2 separate regions of the Homo sapiens genome follow, and region 2 is linked to region 1. A link is a loop called in an ENCODE intact Hi-C map of the cell type or tissue named here. Cell type or tissue: mammary epithelial cell. All regions are shown on one strand. Each heading gives the region's core, and the rest is flanking DNA. Links, peaks and the distances in the headings are about the cores only. Region 1 overlaps PTPN3 (protein tyrosine phosphatase non-receptor type 3). Region 2 has its middle 8.9 kb from the start of MIR3927.

The links. A loop is a pair of places that touch in the nucleus more often than their neighbours do. Peaks named below come from ENCODE experiments on the same cell type or tissue, not always from the same donor. Only the 100,000 strongest peaks of a DNase experiment are listed, where the experiment ranks them.
Region 2: a loop joins it to region 1, with 5 times the contacts of the local background. A loop is called at or near these places in 16 of 110 quality-filtered maps.

The regions. Positions count from the first base shown.
Region 1 is chr9:109,466,397-109,474,732 of GRCh38, reverse strand. The region is part of intron 1 of PTPN3 (protein tyrosine phosphatase non-receptor type 3); the gene reads left to right. Among named protein-coding and RNA genes, the nearest start is that of PTPN3, 28 kb to the left of the region's middle. In mammary epithelial cell, for the core only: a CTCF peak has its summit at 4,894 (motif pointing right); DNase peaks (open chromatin) are centred at 2,472, 4,892, 6,602, 7,912 and 1 weaker place; H3K27ac peaks cover 3,488 bases.
Region 2 is chr9:109,516,298-109,524,633 of GRCh38, reverse strand. It overlaps a transcript of PTPN3 not described here. Among named protein-coding and RNA genes, the nearest start is that of MIR3927, 8.9 kb to the right of the region's middle. In mammary epithelial cell, for the core only: a CTCF peak has its summit at 3,956 (motif pointing right); DNase peaks (open chromatin) are centred at 3,643 and 3,943; H3K27ac peaks cover 315 bases.

The sequences.
Region 1 (8,336 bases), core at 330-8,329:
TACCTAATCTTATCCGCCCTGAGATTTCGCTAAGATTTCAGTTATTCCTCAGGAACGCCTGCTAAATCAGTTTCTGTGGAGTTCCCATACCATGCGTGCATTTTCCCCCCCAACCTTTGCACATGGGTTTTGCAGTGTCTGGAATGCTGCAGCTTCTCCCTGGCCAATACCCCTTATCCTGCAAGACTCCCCATGAAATTTCTGTGAACCGGTCCTGACACCCACCCCACCCTGGTGGATCCAGAGCCCTCCTTGTGTTCCTCCAGCACCCTGGGGCTTCCTCTCCCCTAGAACTTGATACTGCCCACTCCCTGGCCTGGCGCAGAGACGGCACAGAGTAAATGAACATCGAGAGAGTAAATGATGCGGAACTCCTTTGCCAAAGTAGCAACCAAGGAGGCTAAAAGTAATTGTAAACAAGATTGACAAGCCCATGAAATCGTAGTCAGATGCAGGTTGCTTGGAGGCTGTCGTGGGGACAGCTTGTCTGGGGTAAGTCCTGATGTCATTTTCCTCAGTATGACTTGGTTAAAACCCCCCCATGGGCTGGCATTTGCCCTATTTTTCTCCCAGGAGGCAGGTTTGCTGGCTCTTAAGTGTCTGGGTTCACCAAGGTGGCGCGCAGTGGGGAAAGGTTACCAGTCACTGTTCAGTGACTACCTGGGCAAAACCAAATCTTATTTCTTTGCAACCCACCCAAGACATCCACATGGGTACCGAGAAGCAACCCAGGGAAAGTTGAGACCTGTGGAATTTGGGGGTGTGCTGTTTGACACTGCATCATAATCAGATTTCCTAAAACTCTTTAAAAAAAAAAAAAAGAACTTCTAACACAATCTAATTTTTAAAAAACTCAGGAGGATGGCGTTGTAAGTCAGGAGAGAGTGGTCACCTGTGGAAGGGAGTGTCTGGAAGAGGACATGAGGGGCTCCTGCTGGGCTCCTGGGGAGCACTATATTTAGCATTTGTACTTTTTCTCTCTGTGATACTTCAAGAAAAAGGTTTTTCTTTAAATTGAATGGCTTCATTTAATATACTTAGCATGAGTTTTCTGCCGGCTTCAAGGCAAACTTTGTGTTTTAGTTACTAGCTTCTCATCACAACACTGAAAACCCAGCTCATGGCACTTAAGAGATTGGTTTCTCTTTATAGCAACATTACCTCTTTCCCGAAACTGCCCGCGGCTCCCGCAGCATTCTTTATCTTGCCCTTCAGGGAGCTTAAAACTACTACTTCTTACCCTGCCAGGATCAAGTATAACTTTTATTTTGTTAGTTTTGCAAGTGTCATGGTGTCGAACCTATAAATAAAACCTATAAATAAACCCCAACTCCATAATAAGAAAACTATTTGACATTTTGAAGTCGTATGAAAAGAAGGCCAGTAATTACAGATCTCAGTTTGAATACAACGGGTCCTACAAATGACTCCACCCGGGCTTCCCAGGGGCTTCAGTCAGAGAGCCACTCCCCGAACAAATTACAGGGTCTGTAGAACAAATGATTTGATCCCAAAATTGTACTTTTGGAGTATCAGGATTGACAACTGCAAGATGATTCGACGGAGTATTGTGCTGTATTATTAAAGTGACCTGTGTGAGTGTGTCTCCCTTGTGCTAGAGAAAAATCTGAAGACTCGAGTATTAAATATGTTCATAAATCATTTTTTCATAAAAGGTATTAACACATTCATAAATACCCAAATTTTTAAAAAGTTTTGTTCACCAGCACTGGCATTGTCAACTGTGTTATTCATTAGCAGACTTTATGCTTTAAAAATGTTATTTAAAAATTAATGTTTTAGTATATAGGTTCAGGATAAATTTGTTTCTTGGCTTTAACGTTGAATTAGCCATATGAGGTATTCCTCCCTGAATAAGGACGTTTGTTTTTCTAGTTTAGCAAGTATTCAGTCACGATTATGTTTACATTAAAACCTAATTTTAAAAATAAGTTAGTGTATTTAGTGTATTTATCTTTGTATTGTTATGTAGTATTGTACTTTGGAAAATTTAAAAGCCAAGAAAGCAGGCTAAAAATGGCAGAAGGTAGTGTTGATCAATTTATGAAATTATAGAGTTATGAGGAAAAAGATTAAATTCCAGGTACCAGTTGTACAGTAATTTTGTTATCAACTGTACTTATTTTAAAACTAATAAAGGGAAATGTATAGGAAAGTGTTTTCTAAGATATTTGGGCATTTCACAAATGAAAACTGAAATGACTAATTTTTAATTAGTTGGGCTGAATTTCATTAAGAACGTTCGCAAAAAAATAAAAATGATGGTGAAAACAGAAAATATTAAATAACATTTTTAAAAAGAACATTTTCAAAGCCTGATAAATAGCACAAAATGTATGCATCTTGTTTCATTGCTGCTGCTTTAAGAAAGTGCTGGTTGACTCAACGGGTTTCTGAGGAAGGGTGTGTGCATTGTGTGGCCTTTTATAATTTGGACAAATTGTTAAGCATTGGTGTTGGTGAATGATGTGAACTCATTTGAGTGAACAAGCCAAGACATCTGGTTATGCAATATCAAGTGATACAGTCCTTTTTGAATGATGGCAGTTTTCCTGTTGCTTTCTTCTCTATTTAGACAACAGTACTAATCCCAGCACTGACATATAGACTGGAAAATCTGTTACTTCATCAACAATGATTTAGGAAGCACTTCTCCCAGACCGAGTGATGGGACAGCTGCCAAGCTACAGAAACTCTATTTAGCTCTGGGAGGTGACTTGTAATGTAGACAGTAAAACTGACATAAGGATGCCCACCTAACAAAGACCCTGGCTGTAAGCATAGACAGGCAGAACCAAAAGGAACTCTGAAGATTGTCTGGTGGAAGATTTTCCACCGTGTGGCTCTCAGACCAGCTGCACCATTGCCATGAGGGTCAGGGGGTATTTATTTAAAATGCAACTTCAAGCTGGGTGCGTTGGTATACATTTGTAGTCCCAGCTTCTTAGGATGCCTGAGGCAGGAGGATTGCTTGAGCCCAGGAGTTTGAGGCCAGCCTGGGCAACATAATGAGTACCCTGTCTCTTTAAAAAAAAAAAAAGTGCCTTCCATATGACAAGTAAAACCAGGCATGATCCTGATTTGGATTGTGGATCGGGGAAGATAAATAAAGGACATCTTTGGAACAATTTGCAAAATTTTAGTATGGACTGGATATTAGATAAGTGCTTATCAGTTAAATTTCTTCAGTGTGATAATTGTACTGTGGTTATGAAATGCCCTTATTAGGGGGAGATACATGCTAAAATATTTCGAGATAAAGGGGCATGATCTCTGCAGCAAGTGGTTCAGAGAAAAGCCTGGTGTGTCTGTGTGTGTATACAGATGAGAGACATGGGAAATAAAGTGTATGTGGGCCGGGCACGATGGCTCACGCCTGTAATCCCAGCACTTTGGGAGGCCAAGGCAGGCAAATCACCTGAGGTCAGGAGTTCAAGACCAGCCTAGGCCAACATGGTGAAACACTGTCTCTACTAAAAATACAAAAATTAGTTGGGCGTGGTGGCACAGGCCTGTAGCCCCAGCTACTCGGGAGGCTGAGGCACAAGAATTGCTTCAGCCCAGGAGACGGAGGTTGCAGTGAGCTGAGATTGCGCCACTGCACTCCAGCCTGGGCAAGAGTGAGACTCCATCTCAAAAAAAAAAAAAAAGATGCGTATGTACCAAAATGTTAACAATTGAATCCAGGGCAAAAGGGTTACACAGGAGTTTGTTTTTCTTGCAACTTTTCTATAAGTCCAGAAAATTATTTTTTGTTTTACAATGCAGTTTCCTGGGCCCTTACTGAACCAAAATCTCTGTGGATGGTAACCAAGAATCTGCATTTTTAACAAGTCCCCAGATGATTCTTGTGTACGCTAGTTTTAAGTCACTGGTTAAAAAGAAAGTCTCATTTCAGTCACTATTTTTTTAATATCTTGATCAGTGAGCAGACATTCTTAGTTTGAGCTCATCTTAGTGCTTAATAAATGATAAATAAATCCCCACCCAAGTGTTTGTAAATTTTTTTTTTTTTTTGGATGAGGTCTCGCTCTGTTGCCCAGGCTGCAGAGCAGTGGTGCGGTCATAGCTCCCTGCAGCCTTGACCTCCTGGGCTCAAGCGATTCTCCCACCTCAGCCTCCCAAATACCTAGGACTACAGACAGGTGCCACCACATGCAGCTAATTTTTTTTTTTTTTTGTAGATATGATGGTCTCACTAGTAAATTTTATCTTTAGAAGGGAATACCCCACTTACTTCAGAGGAGTTTAAGGAACAGTTAGGCCTGGCTTTAAAACAGACTGGAATGAGAAGCTGTCCTCTTTGAGGTACCAACAGCAGTAGGAAAGCATGGTTTCTGTCTTCCTAAAGGCGTGAGCAATGCGAGTGATTGTTGCTTGTTGGGGCCATGGTTGGCCCCACAAAGAACTCGATACCACATAATGCAACCCAGCATCTGTGTGTCTACAGTGACGAGAGAGAACAACGCTGGTACTATATTAGCTGCTAAATGAATGAAGCATGTGTCTGCAATACGTTAAATATTGGCATTTGACGAGAAGTGCACTTAATTTGATGAATCATTGTCTAGGGTGGCTGATAGTACATGTACTTTTCCATGCTAGAAATGCCCTTCTCTAGATCGGTCATCTGTTGGAGCTCAGAAATAGCTAAAAGGAAAAAAAAAAAGTAGAGGGAAGAAGGCGCTTTCCTGAGTTCATAGGGAAGAATTGGGAAAAGGGGACTGCGCCACGGAGAAGGGCTTCTATACTGCAAAAAGGATTTTTGAAATAAGCTGAACTGGAAGTGATAAGCAAGAAAGAGCAGAGCTGTCCCTGTTTCCCTTGAATGCCAGCGTAGGAGGTGGCATGTCTTCCTCTGATCGCCACTAGGTGGTGGCATTGGGCTAGGCCAGCTTGATGTAGGTTGATTACTGTAGTGAGCCACCCATGATTCATTTATACAGGTTACTTACAAATTGGGTATTTATAAATCAAGACTGTTTTCTTATTCTCCTCCTTTTTTTCAACGGAACTCATATTCTTCAATTAGAGGCCTAAGTCCCTTACTTTAAAAAATAAGAATATGGAATACTTTGCCATTTATTTATTTGAGATAAGAGTCTCACTCTGTCGCTCAGGCTGGAGTGCAATGGCGCGATCTTGGCTCATTGCAATCTCTGCTTCCCGGGTTCGAGCGATTTTCCTGACTCAGCCTCCCAAGTAGCTGAGATAACAGGCGTGCCCCACCACACCCAGCTAATTTTTGTATTTTTAGTAGAGACGGGGTTTCACCATGTTGGCCAGGCTGGTATCACACTCCTGACCTCAGGTGATCTGCCCACCTGGGCCTCCCAAAGTGCTGGGAATACAGGCGTGAGCCACTGCGCCGGCCTCTTTATTTAAAATTATAATAGTGGAGTTGGGTTTGCTCTGTCATTTGCATGTGTTCCTCTCCCTTCTTTGTGTCTATGGTTCATTGGCTTGCGAAAGAACAGTTTCCCAGATCCGAATGTAGACAGACCCTTTGGAAATAAAGCGGCGGCATTACCCTTTCGTTGTCTCAGGCTTCAGGGCAGCCAGGGAGGAGCCCTAGTAGCAGCCCTGTTACCCAACCCTGACTCCCAGGGCTCTGGTGTCTCATGGGCCCAGGGTGTGGCAATTTGTGCCAGCATGCTACTGCTTCTGGTTCCCCTGAGTTTGTAGAGCAGCTCAAAGATGTATCACATATCTATCACAACTATCTTTTAACTCTAGCAAGCTGTCTTTATTAAAGTGGATACATAAAACTTTAAGAAATGGAACATTCATATATCTGTAAGTCGTTTGAAATCAGGATTGCCCTACAAAATCTGGAATCTGTAGACAGCACCCAATGGCATTAGAAGTTTAACGTTAATAAAATGCCTTTCATTGAGTGCCTGGTATGTGTCCCACATGTGCTAGGCACTTTCCATGTGCAACTCTAACTCTCATGGTCTTTATTGTGCCCCTACTGTTTACAAAGTGAGGTGTTGCCTCTTGCTGTATTTTCCAAGTATAATCTTTGATTAAAAACTGTATTCACAGCCGGGCGCGGTGGCTCACGCCTGTAATCCCAGCACTTTGGGAGGCCGAGGTGGGCGGATCACGAGGTCAGGAGATCGAGACCATCCTGGCTAACATGGTGAAACCCTGTCTCTACTAAAAATACAAAAAATTAGCCGGGCGTGGTGGCGGGCGCCTGTAGTCCCACCTGCTCAGGAGGCTGAGGCAGGAGAATGGCGTGAACCCGGGAGGAGGAGCTTGCAGTGAGCCGAGATCACGCCACTGTACTCCAGCCTGGGGGACAGAGCAAGACTCTGTCTCAAAAAAACAAACAAACAAACAAAAAAAAAAACTGTATCCACAATAGAGCTTCGTTTGCTATTGTTTAAAACATTCTAAAGCTATAATGGATTTTTAAACTCATGCAAAGAACAAGCTTGGCTTCCATATTATAAAATGCATCAGCAGCAGCTGTAATCATTTGTGTCAGAGAGGCCAGCATGTTCCTGGTTGGGTTGTGGCTTTGTTTAGAATTAAGAGGCTTATAAAGGAAGCCATAGAAACCCTGAGTTCCCCAATTGCTGTAGTACAGGAAACAGGGCAGTTAGTCAGCATCCATTGTCCCGACCAGATTGTTTAAGATGTAATTTCAAGACAATCTGAAAATACCACATGGCTCAATTATTGGGTTATTCAACATCAGGCTCATTCTTACCAAGGTTTGCTTTAGGAACCATTGTAGGAAGATTTCTGCAGCTTTCATAAAATACCTATTTATGACATTGTCATTAGGTTTCAAGCCCTTTATGTAACAATCAGAGATGGGTGTGAGAAAGGGAAGTCTGTCTCTCCTGGGTTGCTGGTGGGCTTTATTTTGTCAGCTAGCTGTGTGACTGTGCTGGACAGCATCATTGCTAACCACGGTGAAATGAATAAGTCCCAGCGGCACCCACGCCAGCACGAGCAGGAGCTGCTCAGGTGAAGTCTGGAAATCAGTGTCCACCATTGGAGCATCAGCCCATGTGACTTTCATTTGGAGGCACCTGTTTCAAATCTTAGTTTTTTTCTGCCTGGGGTCATTGTGTGACTATCTCTGCTTTAGCTGTTCCACAGAACAACTGCCCACCTCTTATCACACACAGTGAATTCATCCACATAGTGCATGGCTTAGATTCCGCAGAGCCTGTATTCTAAGGCCATCCATCCAAAACACACCCTGAGGTTCCCTGGAAACCCACTCCTTTAGTCCTCGTCTTCCTGGCTGTTACTTTGAGGGCTCCCAAAGGGAATGTGATCCTGCGCCACACCTGAGGATGCTGAATCACCACTGGGGGTGCGGGGACAGGCAGGTTTTAAAAGCTCCTCAGGTGATTCTGATGTGCACCTCCCACTAAAACCAACTTGAAATGGTTCTATTGTGTCTTTTGAAAAAAAAAAATGTAACCCACCTGAGATTCTTAGACAAGAACTAAAAAATAAAATTGACATTTTAAAGTCAATGTGGTTAAAGCATTATGGAACACATTTGTTGTCTTTTGATAACTTTTTGTATTACTCAGAAAATGCATCCCTGCTTCTGATGACATTTTCATTGGAAAGGGCAAGGCGGAGGTGGTGGGGTGGGTGGAATTTTATAAGCGACTGAATAAGTTCCTTTGCACTGCTGGTCCCAGGAAGTTTTTTTTTTATTAGTATTTCAGACTCTCTATCCTTATCTAAGGAAGAAGGGAGGTTTGCTTGGAGCTCCTTAAATATAATGATATGAGACCAAGTGCTTCTCTTCCTGGATGTACTTTCTGCACAGCTTTCATCATTGCGGTTTCTCTTTCTACACCTAACCGGTGCCCCCTGTCATTCCCTGAAGCTTGTTTCTTAGTCCTCCAATCTGCTTTGGCCACATCCGTCTAAGAGCTGAGTCACCTACTACTCCTTGGTACTGACTCCCAAATCTTTTCTCTAGCCATGCCCTGACATTAGGCGCTACTTTTCCAATTACCCGTGACTTGCGTCTGCCAGAATGGACCCTGGCAGCAGCAGCTTGGTCATCACCTGGGAGACAAGATGCAGACTCTTGGGTCCTATCAAGACCTACTTGAATCAGAGTCTGCATTTTAACAAGATCCCCAAGCACTCTGTATGCACACTGCAGTGTGAGAAGCACTGGTCTATGGGACATCTGTCTCCCCTCCCCTCTGCATTCCTTCTTTCTTTTCTTGCTTGCTTTCATTTTTTAAGAGATAGAGTCTTGCTGTGTTGCCCAGGCTGGGCTCTAATGCCTGGGCTCAAACAGTCCTCCCACCTTGGCCTCC
Region 2 (8,336 bases), core at 163-8,162, 50 kb before region 1:
CCACATGCAGACATATTTTTACACAATTATATTCATTGTGGCAATGTGACTTAGCTTTTACTTTTGCAGTTACCATTTATTATAAACTTCTTGTTTATATCCCTACACAGGGAGGCAGTTTAGGCTCATGATTCTGAGTGTGGGCTTTGGAGTTAGACAAACCTGGGTTAAAATCTCAGGCATTTCACATGAGTAGTGAGTCTTGAGCCAGCTCCTTAATGTATCTGAACTTCAGAGGCTCCAGCTGTGAGATGGGAATAATAGTACCTCCTTCATAGGTTCATTCTGAGGATGGATGTTTGTAAAGGCACAGCAGCAAAACAACTGGCACTCTTCAGGCTTTCAATGAATGGCAGCTGGGTTGGTTTGTTTGTCTGCTGGTTTTTTTTTGAGACAAGGTCCCACTCTGTTTCCCAGGCTGGTGTGCAGTGATACGATCATAGCTCACTGTAGCCTTGACCTCCTGGGCTCAAGTGATCCTCCCATTTCCATCTCCTGAGTAGCTGGGACCACAGGTGCACATCAGGCCCAGCTAACATTTTTATTTTTTGTAGAAACAAGAGTTTCTTTATGTTACCCAAGCTGGTCTTGAACTCCTGGGCTCTAGCAATCCTCCCACCTCAGCCTCCCAAAGTGCTGAGATTACAGGTGTGAGCCACCATGACCAGCAGCAGTTGTTATTGTCATTGGACCAAGTAGTTATCCACTGAAAGGAATGACATCCCAGGGAGGTCATTGCAAACAGACCAAGGGGTTGAAAGAGGAAGGAAAGAATCTCATTCATGCTCAGCAACTGGGACTCAGGGACCCTCAGGAAGAGACTTGCAGAAGGCCGCATACACTATGTGTGTGTTTGTCTGTGCATGTGTGTACACATTTATATAAGCTCTAAAGATCCGGGAGTCTAGGCATGTATGGGGTGAAGTTACCACATTTGAGCATAATTCTGGAAAAGGAGAATTCCAGAGGGTCCCCAGGTCACCTGTTTCAATGGCCACACAACATAGCAACAAGAGCCATAAAGAATGAAATGCAGAGCCCAGTTGAAGACATTCTCTTGTTTTCTCTCCTTGAGTCTTCAAAGGAGTCCTTGGGAAATATGCCTGGAGGGCTGAAACTTATTAGGAGGTCAGACTCTGAAGACGAAAGAAAAGCATTCTTGTACCAGGTGGTATGCGACTATCAAGCCATTTAATCTGACTGTTTAAAAAAATGATATAGGCTGGGCACAGTGGCTCATGCCTGTAATCCCAGCACTTTGGGAGGCCAAGGCAGGCGGACCACAAGGTCAAGAGATGGAGACCATCCTGGCTAACATGGTGAAACCCCATCTCTGCTAAAAATACAAAAAATAAGCCGGGCATGGTGGCACGTGCCTGTAGTCCCAGCTACTCGGGAGGCTGAGGCAGGAGAATCGCTTGAACCTGAGGCGGAGGTTGCTGTGAGCCAAGATCGCACCACTGCACACCAGCCTGGGCGACAAAGCGAGACTCCATCTCATTAAAAAAAAAAAAAAAGATATAAATTTATAGAGAAGCACTATTCCAGGCACTTTAATGAACGTAATTAAATAATTTAATCCTCACAACAATCCTATAAAATAGGTATTGCTATTATCCCCATTTTACAGATAAGGAAACTGAGGCATAGAACAGCTAAGTAAACTTGTCCAAGGTAACACAGTAAATGGTAGAGTCAGAACTGAAAACCCACAGATCATGTTCTTCATCACTATTGTACCCCAAGCAGGTGAAGTGGGACATATTAATTATATTATAATTAAAGTTGAATGGTCTTCATGAAGATACCATGTCATAATTTGCTCAACCATTCCCTTTTGATTTAGTATTTTCCACTTTTAACTTTAATAAACATCTCATGCATGTGGCTTTTCACTTGTGTTGAATTATCTCCTTAGGATGGTTTCCTATGAGTGGCATTCCTTGGTCTGAGGAGATAAATCACTTTATAGTTGTTATTACATGTTGTAGTGTTTTCCAAACAGGCTGCAGTTTACAATGCCACTAGCAGGTACGCGTATATTACTTTCACCACCACCTTGAGCAGTGTGGGTGGAATTCTTTGTATAAATAAATATACATTTATAAAAATATTTGTTTAGTGTAATAGCTGCAAGGTTGGATGCTACAATGTGCAGCATCAGGCGTGCTAGTCAGCTTTTGCCGTGCTTCCAGGAGGTCCTCTTTATTCGAGGCCTCTTTATTCACTGAGTCAGCTCACCTGAATCTTGGCCATCATCCTCCATCAGGCCAGGCCCTGGACTTCGAAACTGTCTGAACTTTGAGAGGTGAGGGGCCCACACTTTTGGCCTTTGGTCTATAGCCTGCACTTAATGCCACAAGACATTGGCTAGGATTTCTTTTCCACTTGACCAGATGGCTTTCCTGCAAGGAACTGTAATGATTTAGAAGCCTAGATAGCTGCCCTCCTGGTCTAGGGTAAGTCCTGAGAGTTTAACATATTCCCAGGTGCGGTTAATGCTGATGGTCTGCCGTCCACACTTTGAGTCACAAGAACCTAAGACACCTTTATTCCTTAGACAAATCAGACAGCAAATAAAGCCCAGAAAGTCCCCATTATAACTCGCTAATTCCAGCTCTGCCACTGACAGGCTCTAGCCTCTCTAAGCCTCGGTTTCCTCTCTAAGGAGAGGTACCCTCTCTAAGCCTCAGTTTCCTCATCTGTAAAATGAAGGGATAAGACTAGATGCTCCCTGAGTCCCTTCTATGATTTTCATTTCCATCTTGGAATTTGTTAGCCCATTCATATTAGTTCTAACATAATAGTCATTCTACAAATAAAAGGATGAACACAAGCACCCTTGAAAGCACTGGGAGTACCAGGATGAGCAAGCTAGACCTCGTCTTTGCTTTTGTGGAAATTCAAGTCTAGTGGGAAAGACAACTAAATCAGAGTTGGAATATAGTTTGATAAGTATTTTGGTAGAAAAACCTCAGGATGTGAGGAAGCAAATAGAAAACAGATCTCACTCAGACAAGTGGGAATCAGAGAAGGCTTCCCAAAGGGATCATTCCTAAGCTGACACCCCAAGGATGAGAGGTGTGATGCAGGTGAAGTTGGGCAAAGGAAGTGGGACATGTTGCAGGCAGAGGGAACCTTACTGAAACTGGGATGCAATAGTTCCAAACTCAAGGCCAGGCGTGGTGGCTCATGCCTGTAATCCTAGCACTTTGGGAGGCTGAGGCGGGCGGATCACCTAAGTTCGGGAGTTCGAAACCAGCCTGGGCAACATGGTGATACCTCATCTCTACAAAAAATACAAAACCTTAGCTGGGTGTGGGGGTGCGCACCTGTGGTCCCAGTTACTTGGGAGGCTGAGGTGGGAGGATTGCTTGAGCCTGGGAGGTGGAGGTTGCAGTGAGCCATGATTCCACCACTGCACTCCAGCCTGGGCGACAGAGGGAAACCCTGCCTTAAAAAAAGTTTTGAATTCAGAACATCCCCCTCTGGCTGCAACTCTTTACCCCAACCTTTCTCCAGATTGCCATCTCTTTTTTTGTTGATTCATTGTTCTCTACATTCCATACACTTGAGTGGAGGGTATACATGTCACACACTCTCCTACAGGGCAGAGAGAGACTATCAAGGTGAGTAATGCCAGGCCTCGTGCTTAAAAAGACATGTCAGCCGGCAATTCCCATACAATGTGATAACTCTAATAACAGGTGGTACTGGGTGTGGGTGTAGAGGGCGTGTGTGCAAGTGCACTCAGGAAAAAGCACTTAAGAAAATAATTGAAATTGTGTGGGCAGGATCAACAGGACTTTCGAGTCTTTGCTAGGATGGAAGAGGACTGGCTTTTGCTTAGTGACATTGTGGCCTTCTGTGGACGCACTTTGTGGCTCACCATCCCCTTACCTTAACGTACGTGAATTTAACAAACCAGGCCACGGACAGTGCTATAACTGAACAGTAGAGGGCGCAAAGAGACTGTGTGCTTGACACAAACTGTCCCACATACTTGCCAATCCAAAAGGAAACACTGTCAAGAAGGCTCTGAAAGAAAGATGAGGGAACAGTTGAAGCCCAGAGAAGGAAAGGATCACACAGCTGATCCCCAGCACAGCAAGCATGTTCCGCTAGGCGCCTGCAGTTTACTCTGTCATGCTGTCAATTTTCCAAACTCTCAATTCATATACTTCGGGATGCTCCTAGAAGCACTATTCTTTTTTCCTTTCCATTTCTTTCTTTCTTTATTTTTATTTGGGGAGGTAGGGGAGCCATGATGTAGAGGCACATTTCTGTTTATAAATCTCTTACAAATACAGTACAGTACAACACTGAGCTGTGTGCTGTCTTTCTTCCTAATCTGAAATTGGAGTCAAGTTCCCTGGGGAAAATGCAATGGCGCAGAGCATGGGCTCTAGATAAATCTAGGTAAGTTTTGCCTCTTCTTGGTATGATCTTGGAGGCATTTCTTTTTTTTTTTTTTTGAGACAGACTCTCGCTGTATCACCCAGGCTGGAGTGCAGTGGCGCCATCTCGGCTCACTGCAAGCTCCACCTCCTGGGTTCATGCCTTTCTCCTGCCTCAGCCTCCTGAGTAGCTGCGACTACAGGCACCCACCACCACGCCTGGCTAATTTTTTGTATTTTTAGTAGAGACAGGGTTTCACTGTGTTAGCCAGGATGGTCTCGATCTCCTGACCTCATGAACCTTACCAACTCGGCCTCCCAAAGTGCTGGGATTACAGGCGTGAGCCAGCGTGCCCTTGGATGCATTTCTTAATCATCTCAAGGCTCTGGATCTTAATCTGTCAAACTGGGCATTGTTCACACATATACCTCACAAGGCTGTCAGGGTTAAGTGCGTTGATGCAAATGTGCTCTTAACAGTTCCTGGCAAGGAGCACTTGCTCCATCAAAGTGTCCTCTTATTCTCAATCTCCTGGCTGAACAGCACTGGTCAGCCTCCCTGCACGGGTCAGCCTCCCTGCACCATGAGGAGTCCAGCCCTTGCAGTCAGCAAGTTTGTTTGGCTTCAAGTCCCAACGCTACCATGTCATTTACAGGCTATGTGACCTTGAGGAAGTTCCTTCTCTGCCCTGGGCCACAGTTTCCTCATTCTTCAAACAAGGCTGATAAGGTCACTGGTATTACTACTGATGCTCCTCGACCTATGATGCAGTTACATCCCAGCGAACCCATCATAAGTTGAAAACGTACTAAGTCAAAAATACATTTAATACACCTAACCTACTGAACATCATAGCTTAGCCCTGTCTCCCTTAAACATGCTTGAAACACTTACATTAGCCTACGGTTGGGCAAAATCATCTAACACAAAGCTTGTTTTATAATGAAGTATTGGTATCTCTTATTGATGTTCAGCTGAATGTGTATTGCTTTCACACCACTGTAAAGTCGAAAGTTGTAACGTGAACCCTCTGCACTACTTCTTCTGTTGCAGGAAGAATTCCTTTTGACTCAGTTCATAACACATTTTCTGATGCCCTGATATGCCTTAGGCCCAGTGCTGGGTTCTGGAGAGAAAGAGACAGATGTTTGAGGAATCTAGAGGTCAAGTGGACTAGGCAGGCTGGTGGTCATGTTACCGGAGACTATGATGAATACAAGAGAAGGAGAAGTTAGGGGGCTCCAGGAAGTCTTCCTGGAGGAAGTAAAATGTTCAGTTGGCTTTTGAAGGATGAATAGGAGTTTGCCAGACTCCTTTAAAGTATGCTTTTTCTTATTCTCAGTCTTCTGGATGAACAGCACTGGTCAGCCTCCCTGCACTGACCTTATCAGCCCTGTTTGAGGAATGAGGAAACTGTGGCCCAGGGCAGAGAAGGAACTTGCTCAAGATCATGTCCTTCTTTAAAGTCAATGGAGATGGTTTGTGGAATTATGAGCCCTGAATGGGAGGTTTGTGACACATACCAGCCAGAGCTTTACTTCAGTTGTAACCTCAGGGCCCTCAAGCCCATTACTCCAACAAGTGTTCCTCTTTTCTCCCAAACACCCCTCTGGATGGAGGCAGGGGAGTCTTGGCAGGCTGGTGAATTAAACCTGCTTTAGAAGGAAGGAAGCCTTAATTACGGTGATTGGGAGATGGCAGGAGGCACCCAGACCACACAGATCACCTAGAGGCTGGGTCACCCTGATCAGCACCTGTCCAATGGGAGCATCCTATGGCCAAAGGTTCTCTGCATCTCTCTGCCTCCAATTGGACTAGGCATGACAATCTCAGCCTCTACTCCACCTCCAGTGCAGCCACACCAGGGGCCCTCTAGCATCCCATGAAGCTGTGAACTCTGCAGGAGGTGGGTGCCATGTCTGAGTTCTTTTCTGTAACCTCAGCTCCTGGCATAGAGCCTGGCTGAGAGGACCTCACTCAGTAAATGTTTGCTGAATTGAATTGAACTGAGCCCAGAATTCTTGACTCTTTCCAGTCAATGTTTTTGTTTTCCTGTCTTGGCAGGAGCAGAGGGAACAAAGAGGTAACTGGAGAGTATGTAATGAAGGGATTACTTAGAGAGACCTGAGCAGGGTTAAAGGAAACCATAGTGAAGCACCCAGAGACCAGCCACTGCAGGAAGCCGTAACCACCCCTAGGCCTGCAGGGGAAAAGAAAGGGAGCTGGTGAAGGATTTGGCAAGAGCTGCAGCCAGGAGAGAGGACCTGCTTGACAGGCATCATGGATGCAGTCATTGCCAAACCACAGCCTGCAGGGAGTGGCCAGGAGACTCAATGTCCACCCTCTCTCTCATCCTACCCAGCTTCTGCTAGGGTCTCCCACTGATGGAACCCAATGGCAGCCAGAGGCCAAAGAAGCCCAGATGGTCCAGGCCACAGAAGGCAGCTGTGCAGGCACAGGCCAGAGTGACTAGAAGTAGAGAGCACATCTGGATGGGCAAGGGAGAACAGCCAGCACCAGAGGCTTTCCCCAAATTATGGTTTCCATCACATGGTCATCAGAACTATTTCAGGAGCTTGTTTCAAAAGCAGACTTCCTGGGCTCCAACCCAGACCTACTAAATCAAAATACCTATCTCCAAACTAGACCTAAATCAAATACCTATGAGGCTTGGGAATCCATAGTTGTAGGACATTTCCCCAGCTGATTTTAATTCACATTCATTTTTGATAACCACTACCTTGAACAGGCGCTTTGGACGGTATAGCAGTGGGTACCGTTAGAGGATCTCTGGAAGTATAGAATTACAATAATTCTTAACTTGGTTAATTCATAATTTGAACTTATAGCATCACCTCCAGGTATTGGGACCTGATGATGTTGGTTCCCCAGGCCTGGGGGACCTCAAAGGATCAGAGAACCTCAACACATTCATCCAATGTAACTGAGCATGTATTAACTTCCAAGCCCTGTGGAGAGTTCTGGCCACACAAAGGTGAATAAAAATGGTCCTTGCTTGGGATTTCCTAGGATAACTCTTAGGTCCATCTAGGGATTCTTCTGGGGCTCCAAAGATCATCCTCAACATGTGAGGATGACTTTTCAGTGCCTCTGCAAGCACCAGCTATGGCCAGGCAAAGTAACAAATCAAACCCATGGCTTCAACCACTATCTACACACTATGACACCCGAATACCTATGTCTCCTGAGTTCTGAGTATTCAGCTGCCTACGGAATATATGCTTGGAGGCCCCACAGTTCCCTCCTATCCACATGTGCCTAAGAGGACCCCTATTCCATCCCTGCTCACCTCGCAAGTCCCCTAACCTAAATGAATGGTGTCACCATCTGCCCAGTAGTTTAAGTAGAAACCTGGGAGCTCTCCCATTCTTCAGTAACCAGGTCTACCTCTCCCATCCCTTCACTTCTCTTGTTTTCCACCAGCCTGCCAGGTGGTCTTCATTGTTCCCTTTTATTAGTGCAATGACCTAGCAAGAGTCTTTGCCTTCTCCACAATCATTGTTGCCCGATGGTCTTTTAAATAAGCAAAATACAAATGTGTTACTCCCCTTCTTACAATCTTCAATGCTCCCCAGTGCCCTTGGAACCAAGTCCAGACTCCTGGTTGTAGTATACAAGCTGTGTACACCTGGCTATGCCTGAGTTTCCACCTCATTTTCTACCACTTCCCACCATCCCCCTACACACACCCTTACACCCTCACCATGGATCTTAAATGTATATGCTTGTTCACCTTCTTCCAAGAATGTTCTCCCCTTTCTGTAGCTGGTCAACTCCTCCCTGCCTGTCAAACCCATTTCAAGTATCATCTTGTCCTTGAAAGCTTCTCTAACCCACCAGACAGGATTAGTCTCCACTCCCTCAGTATCGTACTCGTACTTCTTTAATTTTTATCTCACCACCTTATAATAGTTTAT